Regions from separate parts of the Homo sapiens genome. Here all the other regions are linked to region 1. Evidence: chromatin contacts called from ENCODE Hi-C or POLR2A ChIA-PET data. All regions are on one chromosome and are shown on one strand. The core of a region is the stretch at or near the end of the contact, and the rest is flanking DNA. Distances in the headings are between cores, read along the strand shown.

Region 1 (3,988 bases), core at 902-3,401:
TGGCCAAGGAGGAGGTCCTGCACTGATCCAGACATCTTGAAAGGTGGGAGTCCGGGCCTGGGCAGAGCCTTCAAGGGGAGATGTTGTGTGATTGGGAGGGACAGCAAGATGGAGCCAGTCACCACCGCCGTGCAGCTGGTGAGGTCCTGCTCTTTTCACAGCCCTTGAGTTCTCTGGTGAAAACCGAGAGTAAAGACTGTACAATAAGCCGGGCACAGTGGCTCATGTTCTGTAATCCCAGCGCTTTGGGAAGCTGAGGCAGAGGGATCACCTGAGGTCAGGAGTTCAAGACCAGCCTGGGCTACATAGCAAAACCCCGTATCTACAAAAAATACAAAAATTAGCCAGGCATGATGGCGCATGCCTGTAGCTCCCGCTACTCAGGAGCCTGAGGAAGAAGGATGGCTTGAGCCTGGGAGGTGGAGGCTGCAGTGAGCTGTGATCATCCCAGTGCCCTTCAGCCTGAGCCACAGAGGAAGACACTGTCTAAAGAAAAACAACAAGCTGGGCGCAGTGGCTCACGCCTGTAATGCCAGTACTTTGGGAGGCCGAGGCAGGCAGATCACCTGAGGTTGGGAGTTTGAGACCAGCCTGACCAATATGGAGAAACCCCCGTCTCTACTAAAAATACAAAATTAGCCGGGCCTGGTGGTGCATGCCTGTAATCCCAGCTACTTGGGAGACTGAGGCAGGAGAATCGCTTGAACCCAGGAGGTGGTGGTTCCGGTGAGCCGAGATCACACCACTGCACTCCAGCCTGGGCAACAAGAGTGAAACTCCATCTCAAAACAACAAACAAAAAACAAAACAAGAAAAAGCATGCCTGGTTGTGTCTGTCCTTACCTGATTGGGCATGGTCTCTATTGATTAGGCGACCATCTGGTCTGGTTGGCACGACGCTTTTTGGGTTTGAGGAAGGGTCTGCTCTGCTGCCCAGGCTCTAGTGCAGGGCGCATTCACAGCTGACTTATGCCTCCACCTCCCAAGAGGCTGGGACTGCAGGTGCATGCCACCATGCTGCGTTCATTTCTTATTTTTGTAGAGACAGGGTTTCGTCATGTTCACCAGGCTGGTCTTGAACTCCTGTCAGGCCTCTGAGCCCAAGCTAAGCCATCATATCCCCAGTGACCTGCATGTATACATCCAGATGGCCTGAAGCAACTGAAGATCCACAAAAGAAGTGAAAACAGCCTTAACTGATGACATTCCACCCTTGTAATTTGTTTCTGCCCCATCCTAACTGATCAATGTACTTTGTAATCTCCTCTACCCTTAAGAAGGTTCTTTGTAATTCTCCCCACCCTTGAGAATGTACCTTATGAGATCCACCACCTGCCTGCAAAACATTGCTCCTAACTCCACCGTCTATCCCAAAACCTGTAAGAACTAATGATAATCCCATCGCCCTTTGCTGACTCTCTTTTCCGACTCAGCCGGGCTGCACCCGGGTGAAATAAACAGCCTTGTTGCTCACACAAAGCCTGTTTGGTGGTCTCTTCACACAGACATGTGAGACACTAACCTCAGGCCATCCTCCCACCTCGGCCTCCCAAAGTGCCGGGATTACAGGCCTGAGCCACCGTGCACCGTCCGGCTAATATTTTATTTCTGCAGAGATGGGGTCTCGCTATGTTGCCCAGGCTGGTCTCCATGTCCTGGGCCCACGCCCTCCTCCTGCCCAGCTGGGCGGGGTCTTACCCAGGCGGAGCCCCTTACGTGCAGGGCGTTCTGTGCAGTGACCGCGGCCCTGGGCAGAGCCAACCCCACGCGGCCACATAACCGTCCAGGGGGCGGGGGGCAGCGCGGTGAAATGGAAAAGGATTTAACTGGGGGATCTAGGTGCTGGGGACACTGACATTTTCGGTATTATTCTTGAAGCTTTTCCCTAAGTTTGAAATTACCTAAAAACACGTTGTTTTGAGATGGAGGCCTCCTGGGGCCCGCAGGATGCGCGGCCGCGGGCGGGTGCCCGGGGCGGGAGGCGCCGGATGGGTCGCTAGGCCTCCTCCCTCAGGCCGGCCTCGCGCTCCTACCCCGCAGGACCCCGGCCGCAGCCCTGAGTCAGCTTCCCCGCTCCTCGCCCGCCCGGCTGCGCCTGCGCGGAGCCGCCTCACTGTGACCCAGCAAGCGCGCCGCCTGCGAGAAGCGACCGGACACTTCGAGAAGGGAAGTGGAGAAGCGAGGAGTGGGCGGGCCTGCGGGGCGCGGCGGGGCGGGATTGGCCGGATGGCTGGTGTCGTCTTCGGTGTGCGCCGGCGCCACTGGGCCGCGGCCTGGCGGGATTGGCCGGTCTGCGGGTGACGTTGTCGGGGCGCGCCCGGAAACCCCAAGGCCCAGACGGCTCTCAGATCCGGGGGCTGCGGATAAATCCCCGTAGGCCGCGGGCAGCGAGATGTTGCGTTCCGGTGTGGGTGTGGGTGTGCCTCCGACGGCGTCTCGGTGCCAGTGTCGAGGTTCTTTCTGCTTAGCTACCCGGAGCCGACTACGGAGGAGGACACCTGAGTTTACGTCTCTTCCATCTGCTGCTCACCTCAGCTGCCTGGGTCCCCGACGAGAGCCAGGTACGGGGCCGGGATTGCGCAGACAGGGTCTGCCGGGGGTCGGGCCTGCCTTGAGGTCAGGTTGCTCGGGGGTTCGGCCTGTCTGCTAGGAGTGCGGCTGCTGAAAGTCCGGCTGCTTGCTGGAGGTCAGGCTGCTGGGGGTCCGGCCTGTCTGCTGGGGACCGGGCCTGCCGGGGTCTGGCTGCTGGGGGTCCGGCCTGTCTGCTGGGGACCGGGCCTGCCGGGGTCTGGCTGTTGGGGGTCCGGCTGTCTGCTGGGGACCGGGCCTGCCGGGGTCTGGCTGCTGGGGGTCCGGCCTGTCTGCTGGGGACCGGGCCTGCCGGGGTCTGGCTGCTGGGGGTCCGGCCTGTCTGCTGGGGACCGGGCCTGCCGGGGTCTGGCTGTTGGGGGTCCGGCCTGTCTGCTGGGGACCGGGCCTGCCGGGGTCTGGCTGTTGGGGGTCCGGCTGTCTGCTGGGGACCGGGCCTGCCGGGGTCTGGCTGCTGGGGGTCCGGCCTGTCTGCTGGGAGTCCGGCTGTCTGCTGGGGGCCGGGCCTGCCATCGGGGCCGTAGTACCGGGTCGCACGGGGTCGTTAACCCGCCAGCCGAGTGACAGCCACGTAGATGTGTGTTTTCTTGCTGCGGGCCCGGCCCGCCAGGGTAGGGTGTTGGTTTCCTAGGACGGGTGCTGTGCGTCCAGAACAAAATCATTTGGGGATTCACATCAAACTCTTGTGAATTCCTTGAACAAAACAATTTCGGAACGCCTGCTGTGTGTCGGGCACCGGGAGCTAATAGTAAAGCAGCGGATCTGTAGTTGGAAGCTGTGGGCGAAGGAGGGCTGGGAAAGGACTAATGGGCACCTTAAGTAGCGGGCGTGTAACATAGAGGGAACTGGGGAGGGTGGGAATGGCTTTAAACTGAGGCGGGAGGGGATAACTAGACGTTTGCCATGGGCGAGAGTGTTCCAGTCTTAGGCGACAGTCTAGGAGGCCTCCAGGAGTGGGGAGAGAGCTGATGGGAAGGTCAGGAAAAGGCCCCGGGAGGGGCTGGTGAGTACTAGATGACGGGACCTCGTGAGCCCCAGGAAAAGGCCCCGGGAGGGCTGGTGGGTACTAGATCATGGAGGGGACCTCGTGAGCCCCTTGATTCTCTCTCGAGTGCGGTAGTTTCACCAGCTGTCTGCCTGTTTTCCATAGTGACTTAACAGCTTGCGCTTCTCCCTGATCAACTCCAGGTTGATGTCATCGAGGAATAAGTTCACAGTAAGATTCAATGCCTAAGGGAGTTGAAGAGAGAGGCGAGGGACAGAGTTAAATCTTCTCTGGATAATGGAGTCAACTGATGTGATTTAGCACCTAGTAACAGAGTTTTGTTTATGTGAACAAGTATATTCCATGGATAAAATTGTGACTTAAAATTCACCAAAGTCGTAATCATCACTGGCA
Region 2 (3,988 bases), core at 1,039-3,538, 430 kb after region 1:
AAAGGGTCTCTGGCATCCAGGCCGCCTCTTGCCTCAGCTCTGCACTACTTGGGGCCCGTCTGGGAAACGGCTATTCCAGTGAGACTTTGGGTGAGCGCCTCAACCTCTCTGCCGTTGCCCAGTGTGACCGAGACCAGAGGTGAGGCCCCCCACCCAGGGGAGAGGAAGGCCAGAGGTGCTGGAGATGAGGGGATGCTCCAGGCAGAGGCACAGTCCCTCACCCCACAGCAACCAGTGAGCACATACCCCAGCAGGCTGCGCTTGGGGCTGGGGCACAGATGGGCACAGTGCTGTCCTGTGGAACCTACGGTCCAGGGAGGGAGCTCGTGGGGCTGATGTACAGACTGGGTAGGGAAGTGGTTGAGGATGAAGAAGAAATACATTAAATGCCAGGAATTCTCAATGGCCATGTCCATCCAGCCCAAGGTTCTTCCCCAAGCTCCACAGGAGTTCTGGACCATGTGAAATCCAAAGTTAACCAACGTGGAAATCTCGGCATTTCCCCAAGTCCAGCTCTTCCTCTACTTCTGGAATCTATTCTCCACGCAGCTGCAGTGATCTTTTAACAACCTGAACTCGGGTCTATCACTTCTATTGACACCCCCTGCACTTCCCACTACATTCAGACCATCACTGGGACATCACTGGGACGGCCTGAGCTGGCCAGATCCCTCACTGCTTTCCTGCTCCCTACCGCCCACGGATTTATAGCATCAGTGTTCCCTCCTTCGGAAAGCCTTCCCGCCAGCAGGAAGCAGGCGCCTGCTATCATTCCACATCCCAGCCAGGGGAGGGAAAGGGCAAGACCCTGCAGGAATGGCCAGCTAAGGAAAGGGAACGACCGGATCAGATCAGAGCTCTAAAAAAGATGGGGAACGTTATAAAGTGGAGGGGAGAAGCGGCCTCCTTCCACTTAGGACAGTGGTCCAAGCCAGAGCGGAAAGGCAGGGGAGTAGGATGAATGGGACAGAAAGTGAAATGACCAGAGCAGAGTCTCAAAGCGCGTGCCCTCAACCAGGTGCAAGTCCTGCAAGCCCCCGAGGGAAGGAAAGGGGGCAGCTATCAGGGCACACCCCACCCCAAACCGCCTAACAGGAATTTCTGCGGTGGTTTCCAGGTATCTGGACAGAAGCGCTGGCTCGTGGGCCCGGGTGGGGTGGAGGGGGCTCAGGCAGGGAGGAGGGTGGGAGGTGAGGGTCGCGGGAGGGCGGCGTGCAAGGAGGAGGATGGCACAGGATAGGCAGGTGGAGGGGGCACAGGGAGCAGGCAGGTGGGGGGCGGGGCTTGGGGCGTGGAGGGTGGAGGCGGGGAGCAAGGGGACAGGGGAGTGAGGTGAGTGAGGGCCAAGCAGGAACAGGGGTCACGGGGCAAGGAGCACGTGGCAGCGCAGGAAACAGGTACATGGGGGTAGAGGACAAGGGAGCAGCTGAAGGGCGCGTTGGTGGCGGGACGTGAGGCAGGGGAAGCAGTGGTGGTGGGAGGAGGGGGCCGGGCGGGGTGCTTTGGGGCAGGCGGGTGGGGGAAGCGGCGCATGGGGGGTCCGGGATGTTGGGGGGTGCGGGCGTGGAGGGGGGCGGGGCCGAGCCGCGGGGGTTGTGAGAGGGGCCGCGGAGGTGGAGGTGGGGGTGAGAGTGTGGGGTGGCGTGTGGGAGCGGGGCCCGGGGTGCTCACCGGGCGTGGCCTGCGCCAGGGCGGCGGCGCAGCTGCAGCTCTCGCGGCGCACGGCGGCGAAGGGGTCGAGCAGGGAGCAGCGCAGCGCGCGCAGAGCGTCGTCCAGGTGGGGCGCGAGCGCGGCGCCGCACAGGTCCACGGCCAGGCCCAGCAGCTGCACAAGCGCCAGGCGCAGCTCCTCACAGGCCTCGGGCGGGCGGCGCGCGGGCACGGGGCCGGCCAAGCGCGCGGCGAGCGCGGGCAGCAGGCGCGGCAGGGCATCGCGGGGCCGCGCGGCGCGGCGCAGGCCCAGATCCAGCAGGTGCACTGCCAGCGCGCGGCAGCCCTCGGCGGGGTCGCTCAGGCAGCGCAGCAAGCGCGGCAGCAGTAGGCGCGCCCAGGGGCCCTGGAAAGCGGTGGGGTCGGCGGCAGGGCCTGGCTCCTCCAGCGCGCGCCGCAGGGCCTCCAAGGCGCGCCGCCGGCCCGGCTTGCTGTCGGCCTCCAGCCCCGGCAGCAGGCGGCTCAGGGCGCGGCTCAGCTCCACCGCCTCAGCCGTCTCGGCCCCCTCAGCCGGGTGTGGGGCCGCCACGGCCTCCGCCACCCCCAGCGCCGCCATCTTGCCCGCGTCGCCGGTCACTAAGGGGAACAGCGCTTTCGCGACTCTCAGCGCAGATTACGGCAGCACTTCCGGTCCGCGCTGCGGGCGGGGCGCCGGGCTACTTCCTCCCCGCCGGTGCGCACGTGGGCCTGTGCTCTTGTCGTGCTCGCCCGCTGTCCCCCTCTGTCGCCGGAACCCCCGCCAGCCTGCCTGCTGGGCCTTGTCCTGTCCCCATTGTACAGATGGGGAAGGTCTCGGGAGGGTGCAGCTCGCCCGGGATGCGGGTCCCGGGCTATAGGCCTGGGCCTGCCCCTAGGGAAGCCTGCCCTGCAGCCTAGGGGGCTTGGAGAAGGAACCTGAGTGGTCCCGCCTGGGACCAGGGTAGCCGGGAAGCCCCTGTTTGAGCCGCCTAGAGCCCCTCTGGCTTTGGGAAGGTCCGTTCCAGGAGGGAAGGACGCTGGTTCTGTGGACTGGATCCCCCTGTGGTGTAAGACAGGTGCCTGGTCTGGGCTTCACGTGCAGCCTGTCATTAGATCTCAGGCGTAGCCGCCCAATAGGTTCGCCTTACTCGCTGCCCAGGTAGAGCCAATTTATCAAGACAGGGGAATTGCAATAGAGAGTTTAATGCATGCAGAAACTGGCTGCATGCAGAAACTGGCTGCATGCAGAAACTGGCTAAAGGACACTGGAGCTTTATTGCTCAAACCAGGTTCTGAAAATCCTGAGATGGGTCATCTAAGGATAATTAGGCAGGTAGGGGGCCAGGGAGAGGGCAGTGCTTATTGGTCGGGTTGGAGATGAAACCATGGAGAGTCAAAGTTGATTCTCTTGCTGTCTTCTGTTCCTGGGTGGGATCACAGAACTGGTTGAGCCAGATTAGTGGTGTGGGTGGTGGCACCTGGTGCATCAGAATGCAGAGCCTGAAAAATATCTTGAGCACCAATCTTAGAGTTGATGATAGTGGTGTTATCCTAAGGAGCAACTGGGGAGGTTTGGAATCTTGTGGCCTCTAGCTGCATGACTCAAACCACAATTTCTAATCTTGTGGCTCATGTGTTAGTCTTACAAAAGCATTCTGGTCCCCAGGCAAGAAGGAGGTTGGCTTCAGGAAAGGGCTGTTATCATCTTTGTTTCAAAGTTAAACTATAAACTAAGTTCCTCCTAAAGTTAGCTTGGCCTACTCCCAAGAAATAACAAGGCAGCTTGGAAATTAAAAGCAAGACAGTGTTTCACAGTAGTGACCTTGACTGTGGACTTGAGTGGAGACAGAGGCGCCTAAACAGCTTGGAGTCGGAGTTGCTGTGAGCCCAGCCTAGAACGCGAGTTTGACAGCACTCACTGCAAACCAGGAGTCCCCAAGTCTGGTTAGCCAGGCACTTCTCATCTGTGACCATGCACTGAGTTTTCTAAAGGCAGAATGTGTGTAATTTTAGGACAGAACTTCAAGTTTGACCTTCTTTTTTGTTGTTGATCTTCGTGTTGCAAAATGGTGGTGTTTGTCGGTACGTCTTTTTTTTTTTTTTTTGAGATGGAATCTTGCTCTGTCGCCCAGCCTGGAGTGCAGTGGCGCGATCTCCGCTCACTGCAGACTCTGCCTCCCAGGTTCATGCCATTCTCCTGCCTCAGCCTCCCAAGTAGCTGGGACTGCAGGTGCCCACGACCACGCCCAGCTAATTTTTTGTATTTTTAGTAGAGACGGGGTTTCACTGTGTTAGCCAGGATGGTCTCGATGTCCTGACC
Region 3 (3,988 bases), core at 1,043-3,542, 410 kb before region 1:
GGTGTTTGAACCAGAGCAACTTCATCTTGAATAGGGGCTGGGTAAAATGAGGCTGAGATCTGCTGGGCTGCATTCCCAGACAGTTAAGGCATTCTATGTCACAGGATGAGATAAGAGGTCGGCACAAGCTACAGGTCATAAAGACCTTACTGATAAAACAGTTTGCAGTAAAGAAGCTGACCAAAACCCACCAAACCAACATGGCGATGAGTGTGACCTCTGGTCGTCCCAGCTGCTACACTCCCACCAGCGCCGTAAGTTTACAAATGCCATAGCAATGCCAGGACGTTACCCTAAAGGGTTTAAAAAGGTAAGGCACGAATAATCCACCCCTTGTTTAGCATATCATCAAGAAATAACCACAAAAATGGGCAACCAGCAGCCCATGCTGCTCTGCCTATGGAGTAGCCATTCTTTATTCTGTTACTGGTGGAGGGTGTCCAGGTTCTTGGCATCTTGAACAAAGAATTGGACAAAATGCACAAAGCCACCGGGCGCGGTGGCTCACACCTATAATCCCAGCACTTTGGGAGGCCGAGGCGGGCAGATCACCTGAGGTCAGGAGTTCAAGACCAGCCTGGCCAACATGGCGAAACCTCGTCTCTACTAAAAACACAAAAGTTAGCCGGGCATGGTGACGCACGTCTGTAATCTCAGCTACTCAGGAGGCTGAGGCAGGAGAATTGCTTGAACCCGGGAGGCAGAGGTTGCAGTGAGGATCACGCCACTGCACTCCAGCATGGACAACAGAGACTCTGTCTCAAAAAAAAAAAAATGCACAAAGCAAAAAAAGAATGAAGCAACAAAAGCAGAAATTTTTTGAAAATGAAAGTACATTCCATGGTGTGGGGGCGGCCAAAGCATAGAGGCTCAGGGCCCCATTACAGAACTTGTGAGGTTTAAATACCCTCTAGGGGTTTCTACTGGTTACTTGGTGTACGCCCTATGTAAATAAAGAGGATGAAATAAAGTTACAAAATCATTTACTCAGTGTACACCCTATGGAGAGGGTATTTCCTGTCATAGCTGAAGTGTTCCCTGCCTCCAGACCCTGTTTTCCTGCCTCAATTCCTTTACTTTTCTAATAAACTTGCTTTCACTTTGTGGACTCGCCCTCAATTCTCTCTTGGGGTCTGGATCGGGACCCCTTTCTGGTAATATAGACAGAAAATACGGCCTTGACATGGTTGTCAGGAAACGACAGTAAGGCCTCCGAGGGTGGGGTTCTGAAGGGATGTTAAACGCCCCACCCCGAGGAAGGCTCTGGAGGCTCCAATCACTTTCAGCCTCTGCTACCAAGATGTCCGACCCTACCAATAAAACTTCCAGCAGCGGGGCGCGGTGGCTCACGCCTGTAATCCCAGCACTTTGGGAGGCCGAGGAAGGCAGATCACCTGAGGTCAGGAGTTCAAGACCAGCCTGACCGACATGGTGAAACCCCATCTCTACTAAAAATTTAAAAAGTTAGCCGGGCCTGGTGGCGCACGCCTGTAATCCCAGCTACACAGGAGGCTGAGGCAGGAGAATTGCTTGAACCAGGGAGGCGGAGGCTGCAGTGAGCCGAGATCGCGCCACTGCACTCCAGCCTGGGTGACACAGCAAGACTCCGTCTCAAACAAAACAAAACAAAAAACCTTCCAGCTTGGAGAAACTGAGAGTGAGCAGTAGGGAGTGAGGGGGTCCCTGGGAGGAACCAGAACTCATCCCGCTTCAGGGTGGGGCTGGCCCCCTTCTTGGCCTTGGCCGGGGCTTCGTGTCACGGAGCGCCCGAGGGACGGTCGGAGCCCACCCCAGCCCGCCCGCCGCCTGAGCCTGGCCGAGCTCTCTGCACCTGCACACGTCTGTAAAACGCGGATGAAACGCTTCTACGGAACCGGGTGGCTGAGATGAAGTGAGTTATGGGTATAAAGCGCTTAGAGCGATGCCTGGCGGACACTCGGTGCCAAATAAGCGTTCGCTGTGGCGACGATGACGCCTCCAGCCCAAAGCCCGTGGTCGAGCAGGGCCGGGCTCCCAGCGCTAGGGGGTTCCTAGGCGCGGCGCTTCGGGGGTCCTGGACACAGACACGGGGGACAGAGCTCCTACCAGCGACGATCCCGAGGGTCTGCAGCAGAGGGGCTGAGGCCCGGGACGGGGGTGGTCGCAGCGCCCTTTCCTGAAAAAACGGGGTTCGGCTCTAAGGCGCCCCCAAGCCCTGCCGGCAGCGCGGAACCCGAGCCGCTCAGAAGCCCGGGAGCCCCAAGTCTCCGGGACCAGAAGCGCCGCGGCCCTGACTTCCGGAAGGTGGACGGAACCCGCGGACGGGGCGGGCCCGCGTGGCGCACGCAGAGCCACTTCCGGGCGCGGCGCCGGCTTGGTGAGCGCGGGTACCCGCGGGCTTCCCCGGGCGGCTGCGTCCCCAGTAGCCCGGCCGGCCTCGGCACCGCGTGTCGTGGGGGTCCCGGGCCGCGGCTGCAGGGCCGGGGCGGCGGCGAGGCCGAGGGGCGGGAAGCCACTGCCCGGCCTGGCAGTGTGAACGTGCAAGTCGATCCCCTAACCCAGAAAGCCCCAGGCGCGGTCTCTATGGGCGGCCCCGCTCCTGCTTCTGTTTTATTTTTTTACGGACAGGGTCTCGCTCTACCGCCCGGGTTGTAATGCAATGGTGTGATCACGGCTCACCGCAGCCTCGACCTCCCGGGCTGAAGCGATCTTCCCGCCTCAGCCTCCTGAGTAACTGGGACCACAGGCGCGCCCTGCTGGTTTTTTTTTTTTTTTTTTTTGGTAGAGATGGGGGTCTCGCTATGTTGGCCAGGCTGGTCTCGAATTCCTGGCCTCAACGATCGTCCTGTCTCGGCCTCCCAAAGTGCCGGGATGACAGGCATGAGCCACCGCGCCTGGCCCCTTCTTTTGAATGGGCCTCCTTGCGTTTCCGTTTCAATGCCCCGTGCTACTTTTTTGGGAGCCCCAAGGCTGTACTGTTTGATTGACTCCTTTTTTTCCCCTTTCTTTTTAACCTAAATTAAAGCTGCCACTGCAGAGCCCCGCCATGGAAGACACGCCGTTGGTGATATCGAAGCAGAAGACGGAGGTGGTGTGCGGGGTCCCCACCCAGGTGGTGTGTACGGCCTTCAGCAGTCACATCCTGGTGGTGGTGACCCAGTTTGGGAAGATGGGCACCCTGGTCTCCCTGGAGCCCAGCAGCGTGGCCAGTGACGTCAGCAAGCCTGTGCTCACCACAAAAGTCCTTCTGGGGCAGGATGAGGTAAAGTGGATTGGCCGGGAACTGTGGCTCACGCCTGTAACCCTAGCACTTTCAGAGGCCTAGGCGGGCAGATCGCTTGAGGCCAGGAGTTTGAAACCAGCCTGGGCAACACAACAACACACACACAAGTCACTACAAAAAAACAAGTGCCTACACAAAATATATATATAGAGAGAGGCTGGGTGCAGTGGCTCACACCTGTAATCCCAGCACTTTGGGAGGCTGAGGCGGGCAGATCACTTAAGGTCAGAAGTTCCAGACCAGCCTGGCCAACATGGGGAAACCCCATTTCTACGAAAAATATAAAAATTAGCTGGGTGTGGTGGCACATGCCTGTAATCTCAGCTACTCAGGAGGCTGAGGCAGAAGAATCGCTTGAACCCGAGAGGCGGAGGTTGCAGTGAGCTAAGATCGTGCCACAGCACTCCAGCCTGGGTAACAGATAGAGACTTGGTCTTAAAAAAAAAAGGAAAAGAAAAGGAAACAAAAAATTAGCTGGGCCTAGTGGTGTGTGCCTGTGCTCCCAGCTACTTGGGAGGCTGAGGTGGGAGGATGGCTTGAGCCCTGGAGGTTGAGGCTGCAGTGAGCCATGATTGTGCCACTGCGCTCCAGCCTGGGTGAGAGAGCAAGACTCTGTCTTTAATAATAATAATAATAATAATAATAATAAAGTGGTCAGGAAGGGACCCCCAGGGAGGAGCATAAACCTCTCCAGTGGCTGTGATTTGTCAGTAAGGACATGGGGCA
Region 4 (3,988 bases), core at 1-2,500, 310 kb before region 1:
GGGCAGCTGACTTTCTCTAATCATTTCTGCTTGTGGTTTTTTTCACTTATATGTCATTTTATTTGTTGAAATCACACTTGATGTGCAGTTTTGTGGAGGGTTTTTGAGGCAGGGTGTCTGTTGCCAAGGCTGGAGTGCAGCGGTACCATCATAGCTCACTGCAGCCTCAACCCCCTGTGCTCAAGTGAGCCTCCCACCTCAGCCTCCCGAGTAGCTGGGATCACAGGCACGTGCCACCACACCCAGTTACTCTTTTTGTATTTTTGAAAATAGAGAGGGCTATTTTCATTGCCCAGGCTAGTCTTGAACTCCTGGGCTCTGGTGATCTTCTGCCGCGGCCTCACAGAGTGCTGGGATGGCAGGCGTGAGCCACTGCGCCTGCTTGGCCGATGTGTAGTTTTGGCTTGTTTCCCGCTCATTGTATCATTTGGTGTGGAGCTTTGCTTTTATTCTGTATGGGGTTTTCCCAGAGGCTGGCTGTGGCCTGCCTGCCCTCCCGAGGTGCTCATGGAAGCCGTAAGGAGCCAGTTCCTCTGCTCATGGCGTGCCACGCGGTGGATCACGGCCACAGCTGGCGGCCAGGCTGAGTGTGGGTGGGCAAGTGAGGGGAGCCAGCGGCCCCGGCCTCAGAGCGCCCCTCCCTGCAGCTGGACGGACTCATCCACCGCTTCATCACGCTCCTTGCGGACACCAGCGACTCCCGGGCGTTGGAGAACCGAGGGGCGGATGCCAGCATGGCCTGCCGGAAGCTGGCGGTGGCGCACCCGCTGCTGCTGCTCAGGTGCTGTCCCAGAAGCCCTGCCCTCGCCAGACACTGGTTTAACCAGGGGGGTCTGCGGCTCTCCAGCCTGGGCAACAAGAGCAAAACTCCAAAAACAACAAAAAAAAGCATGTTCCCATGGGCTGAGCTTGACCGGGGGAAGTCAGGACTGAGCTGGGCCTCAGGTGGGAGGAGCTGGGTGGGCCTCAGAGAGGGGCGATCTCATCCCCACCTCCTTAGGGCAGGAGGGTGGTTGGGGGGCAGCACGGGGTCTGGCTCCCGGGGCAGGCAGTGGGGCCTTCCTGGGGACGTGCGCCAGGTGAGCCCGCCGGCCGGGGCTGACTGGGCCCTCACCGCGCCCGCAGGCACCTGCCCATGATCGCGGCGCTCCTGCACGGCCGCACCCACCTCAACTTCCAGGAGTTCCGGCAGCAGAACCACCTGAGCTGCTTCCTGCACGTGCTGGGCCTGCTGGAGCTGCTGCAGCCGCACGTGTTCCGCAGCGAGCACCAGGGGGCGCTGTGGGACTGCCTTCTGTCCTTCATCCGCCTGCTGCTGGTGTGTGCTCCCGCCGCCCGCCCTCGCGCTCCCTTCCACTCCCTCTGCTCTGGCCCAGGCCTGCCTCACCCACTCGCGGAGGGACTGGGAGGACCTCTGCAGCCAGGGCCCAGGCCAGGCCACCTGCCCTGGGGACCAGCTCCCACCCTGGGAAGCCCCTGCCTGCTGCCCCTCACGTGCCTGGGGGGCCCACGTCCTTCAGAAGCCCAGCCCAGACCCTCCGTGCTGTTCTCTGCGTGTCGCTTGTGCTACCTCGAGCCCCTCATCCATCTGGGCACATGCCCCAGACAGCCATGTCCACACCCTGACAGGCCATGCCGGCCACCCTTGGGCCTGTGACGCCCCAGTGGTTGGCAGAGGGGGCTCGTTGGCTGTGGGGTCCATGCCCTGAGGCTCTGGGAGCAGATGGGAGCACAGGCTCTGTTTTGGCCCTGCGGGGCAGAGCAGCTCGAGGGTGCCGCTTTTGCTTTGCAGAATTACAGGAAGTCCTCCCGCCATCTGGCTGCCTTCATCAACAAGTTTGTGCAGTTCATCCATAAGTACATTACCTACAATGCCCCAGCAGCCATCTCCTTCCTGCAGAAGCACGCCGACCCGCTCCAGTGAGTGCCCACGGGCTGCAGGGAAGCCTCGGGCCTCCGGCGAGGGTCCAGCGGGGTCTGGAGGGTGTTCCTGGGAAGGCCGTGTCGTGTCAGATATGCTGCTCCTGAGGCCGGGGAGGGCTGCTGAGCGTGGTGCTCATCCCAGGGCGCAGAGGCCGCCCCACCCTGTGCCGAAGCCGTCTGAACCCACCCCTGCAGCTCTCTGGCTCTCTGTCCCGTTCCACGCACATGTGGCTTCCCCGCCCGGCCCTCCCTCTGAGCGTCCTGGCCTCTCCTGCATGCCTGTGTCCACACGCTCCCATGCCACCCTAGTTTGACCCCTGACCCAGCCTTCCTCCTGCCAGCGTCTTCCTCCCAGGTGAAAGCATCTTCTCTCCCCAGCGACCTGTCCTTCGACAACAGTGACCTGGTGATGCTGAAATCCCTCCTTGCAGGGCTCAGCCTGCCCAGCAGGGACGACAGGACCGACCGAGGCCTGGACGAAGAGGGCGAGGGTGAGTGGGGCTGCCAGGGGCTGCTGGAAGCAGCTGCGGAACAGTCCTACAGGGCCTGGTTTTCCCAGCGCACAGCCAGCCCTGGGCCGTCCGAGGCGTCCCGATGGGGGCTGTGTGAGCCTGGGACCTTGCTGGCTGGCCCCTGACCCACCTCAAGGGGACGAAGCACTGACTGGTGCCTGACAGAGCATCAGCACACCTGCCCCCCGGCACATCGCCCCGCCCCGGCAAATGGCCCTCCCCACCCCCCCGTCCCTGGCACATCCACCATCCACCAGTGCTTGTCCGAGGTGTCCCTCCCCAGGAAGCCTCCCCTGGTCCTACTGGGCAAGGCTTGTCCTTGGTTTTTCCCTGCCTGAGGTGACACGGCACCGCAGCACGTCTCTCCTGTGCCGCCGGAAGAGCGCCAGGCCCGGGTCCCAAGGGGCCATCCCGTCTTGTGCCCAGTGGGTCCTGGCCCACATTGCGAGAAACCCAGCAGGGAGAGACTCGCAGAGGTGCATGCGCCGGATCCAAAGGCAGCTCCCGGCTCCTGGCTCCACCCCATTTGTGGAGCGCTGCTGTGTGCAGGCACCTTGGGAGCCTGGGCAGTGGCCGCCGTGCTCTCGGGAGGGCAGGTCCTGGTGCCTCAGTGTGGCACGTCCTGCCGCTCCCGCCCTCCTGCAGCACTGCCACTGTCTTCCAGAGGAGAGCTCAGCCGGCTCCTTGCCCCTGGTCAGCGTCTCCCTGTTCACCCCTCTGACCGCGGCCGAGATGGCCCCCTACATGAAACGGCTTTCCCGGGGCCAAACGGTGGAGGGTGAGTCAGGCCCTGCTTCACCCACGCCAGGTCAGCGCCCTGGGTCCCATGGGGCTGCGGGCAGCAGCCAGTAGCCATTTGGGCACTGACTTTGGCGTGAGCCTGGCCCACGCTGGGCTGTGGGTGGGTGGGCTGTTCCTCACAGTGGGGAGCACCCCCAGAGAGGGCCTTAGAAACTCAGGGGCCCAGGGGAGCTGGAGGTGGCTGCTCTGCTTCAGGCACAGCAAAAAGCAGGGGAGCCCCCTAAGGTGGTGGGGGTACAGCAGGAAGAGGTCAGGCGGGTGGGCAAGACCAGCGGGTGGGCAGTACCGGTGGCCGCTGTCAGAGGACAGCCAAGGCTGAGCGGCCCGGATGGAGTCGGGCCGTGGGGACACTTGGTGCTAAGAGCACCCTGGATATGGGGCTGCCGTGAGGGGTCAACCCCTCTCCTTGGAGGCCACTAGTAGGGGCAGGGCCGGGTATTTGTGGAGCTTGGGGGCAGGTGACTGCCTGGGGCGTCACTGGGCTCATGCTTTCCAGTGCTTTCTGTCCTGTGGTGCTCGGGGCCTTGCCCCCTCTGGGTGGCTGGGGTGGGGTGGGCAGAGGTCTGCCTGGGCCCTTCAGTTCTGGTCTGGCCCTCTCTCTGTGTCAGATCTGCTGGAGGTTCTGAGTGACATAGACGAGATGTCCCGGCGGAGACCCGAGATCCTGAGCTTCTTCTCGGTGAGCTGGATGGGGCTGAGGGAGAGCTGGGAGGAGCCACTCCCTTGGGGAACCCCAGCAGGGCCACCACCCC

Evidence for each region. A loop is a pair of places that touch in the nucleus more often than their neighbours do. ChIA-PET counts read pairs that join two places held with the same protein, here RNA polymerase II (POLR2A). Pooled maps may share reads with other maps.
Region 2: a pooled map shows a loop between it and region 1 (6-fold over the local background). The contact joins the promoter of DNAAF5 here to the promoter of ZFAND2A-DT in region 1. A Hi-C loop is called at or near these places in 2 of 37 single-sample maps with no recorded cell type and 7 of 50 pooled maps.
Region 3: a map of CD8-positive, alpha-beta T cell shows a loop between it and region 1 (31-fold over the local background). The contact joins the promoter of PSMG3-AS1 here to the promoter of ZFAND2A-DT in region 1. A Hi-C loop is called at or near these places in 2 of 168 maps with a recorded cell type or tissue (CD8-positive, alpha-beta T cell and naive thymus-derived CD4-positive, alpha-beta T cell) and 4 of 50 pooled maps. POLR2A ChIA-PET finds 5 or more read pairs at or near these places in 1 of 52 experiments (activated T-cell).
Region 4: a loop to region 1 is called in a pooled map, with 23 times the contacts of the local background. The contact joins the enhancer-like site here to the promoter of ZFAND2A-DT in region 1. A Hi-C loop is called at or near these places in 4 of 50 pooled maps. POLR2A ChIA-PET finds 5 or more read pairs at or near these places in 2 of 52 experiments (HepG2 and activated CD8-positive, alpha-beta memory T cell).

Annotation. Positions count from the first base shown.
Region 1 is chr7:1,158,537-1,162,524 of GRCh38, reverse strand. ZFAND2A-DT (ZFAND2A divergent transcript) reads right to left here and starts at 2,151. Exons shown (of 3, transcript NR_110069.1): 1 at 1,902-2,151; 2 at 1-173. It overlaps ZFAND2A (zinc finger AN1-type containing 2A), which reads left to right and starts at 2,329. Exons shown (of 5, transcript NM_182491.4): 1 at 2,329-2,561. RefSeq lists enhancers at 1,173-1,685, 1,686-2,199, 2,200-2,712, 2,713-3,227 and silencers at 1,791-1,840, 1,851-2,390.
Region 2 is chr7:724,999-728,986 of GRCh38, reverse strand. DNAAF5 (dynein axonemal assembly factor 5) reads right to left here and starts at 2,288. Exons shown (of 13, transcript NM_017802.4): 1 at 1,672-2,288. The coding sequence starts at 2,266. PRKAR1B (protein kinase cAMP-dependent type I regulatory subunit beta) reads left to right here and starts at 1,706. Exons shown (of 11, transcript NM_001164760.2): 1 at 1,706-1,777. RefSeq lists silencers at 1,426-1,505, 1,546-1,655, 1,716-1,765, 2,016-2,215.
Region 3 is chr7:1,568,377-1,572,364 of GRCh38, reverse strand. It overlaps PSMG3-AS1 (PSMG3 antisense RNA 1), which reads right to left and starts at 2,292. Exons shown (of 5, transcript NR_027329.1): 1 at 2,086-2,292. It overlaps PSMG3 (proteasome assembly chaperone 3), which reads left to right and starts at 2,333. Exons shown (of 2, transcript NM_032302.4): 1 at 2,333-3,241. The coding sequence starts at 3,026. RefSeq lists enhancers at 1,282-1,331, 1,342-1,411, 2,035-2,603 and silencers at 1,712-1,791, 2,232-2,661.
Region 4 is chr7:1,471,498-1,475,485 of GRCh38, reverse strand. INTS1 (integrator complex subunit 1) reads left to right here. Exons shown (of 48, transcript NM_001080453.3): 40 at 648-781; 41 at 1,126-1,318; 42 at 1,793-1,920; 43 at 2,302-2,414; 44 at 3,100-3,213; 45 at 3,845-3,915. Among named protein-coding and RNA genes, the nearest start is that of MICALL2-DT, 14 kb to the right of the region's middle. RefSeq lists a silencer at 986-1,185. Within about 2 kb of position 1,250, at least 4 of the 41 ENCODE cell types and tissues checked have a DNase peak (open chromatin) inside an H3K27ac peak, as active enhancers do.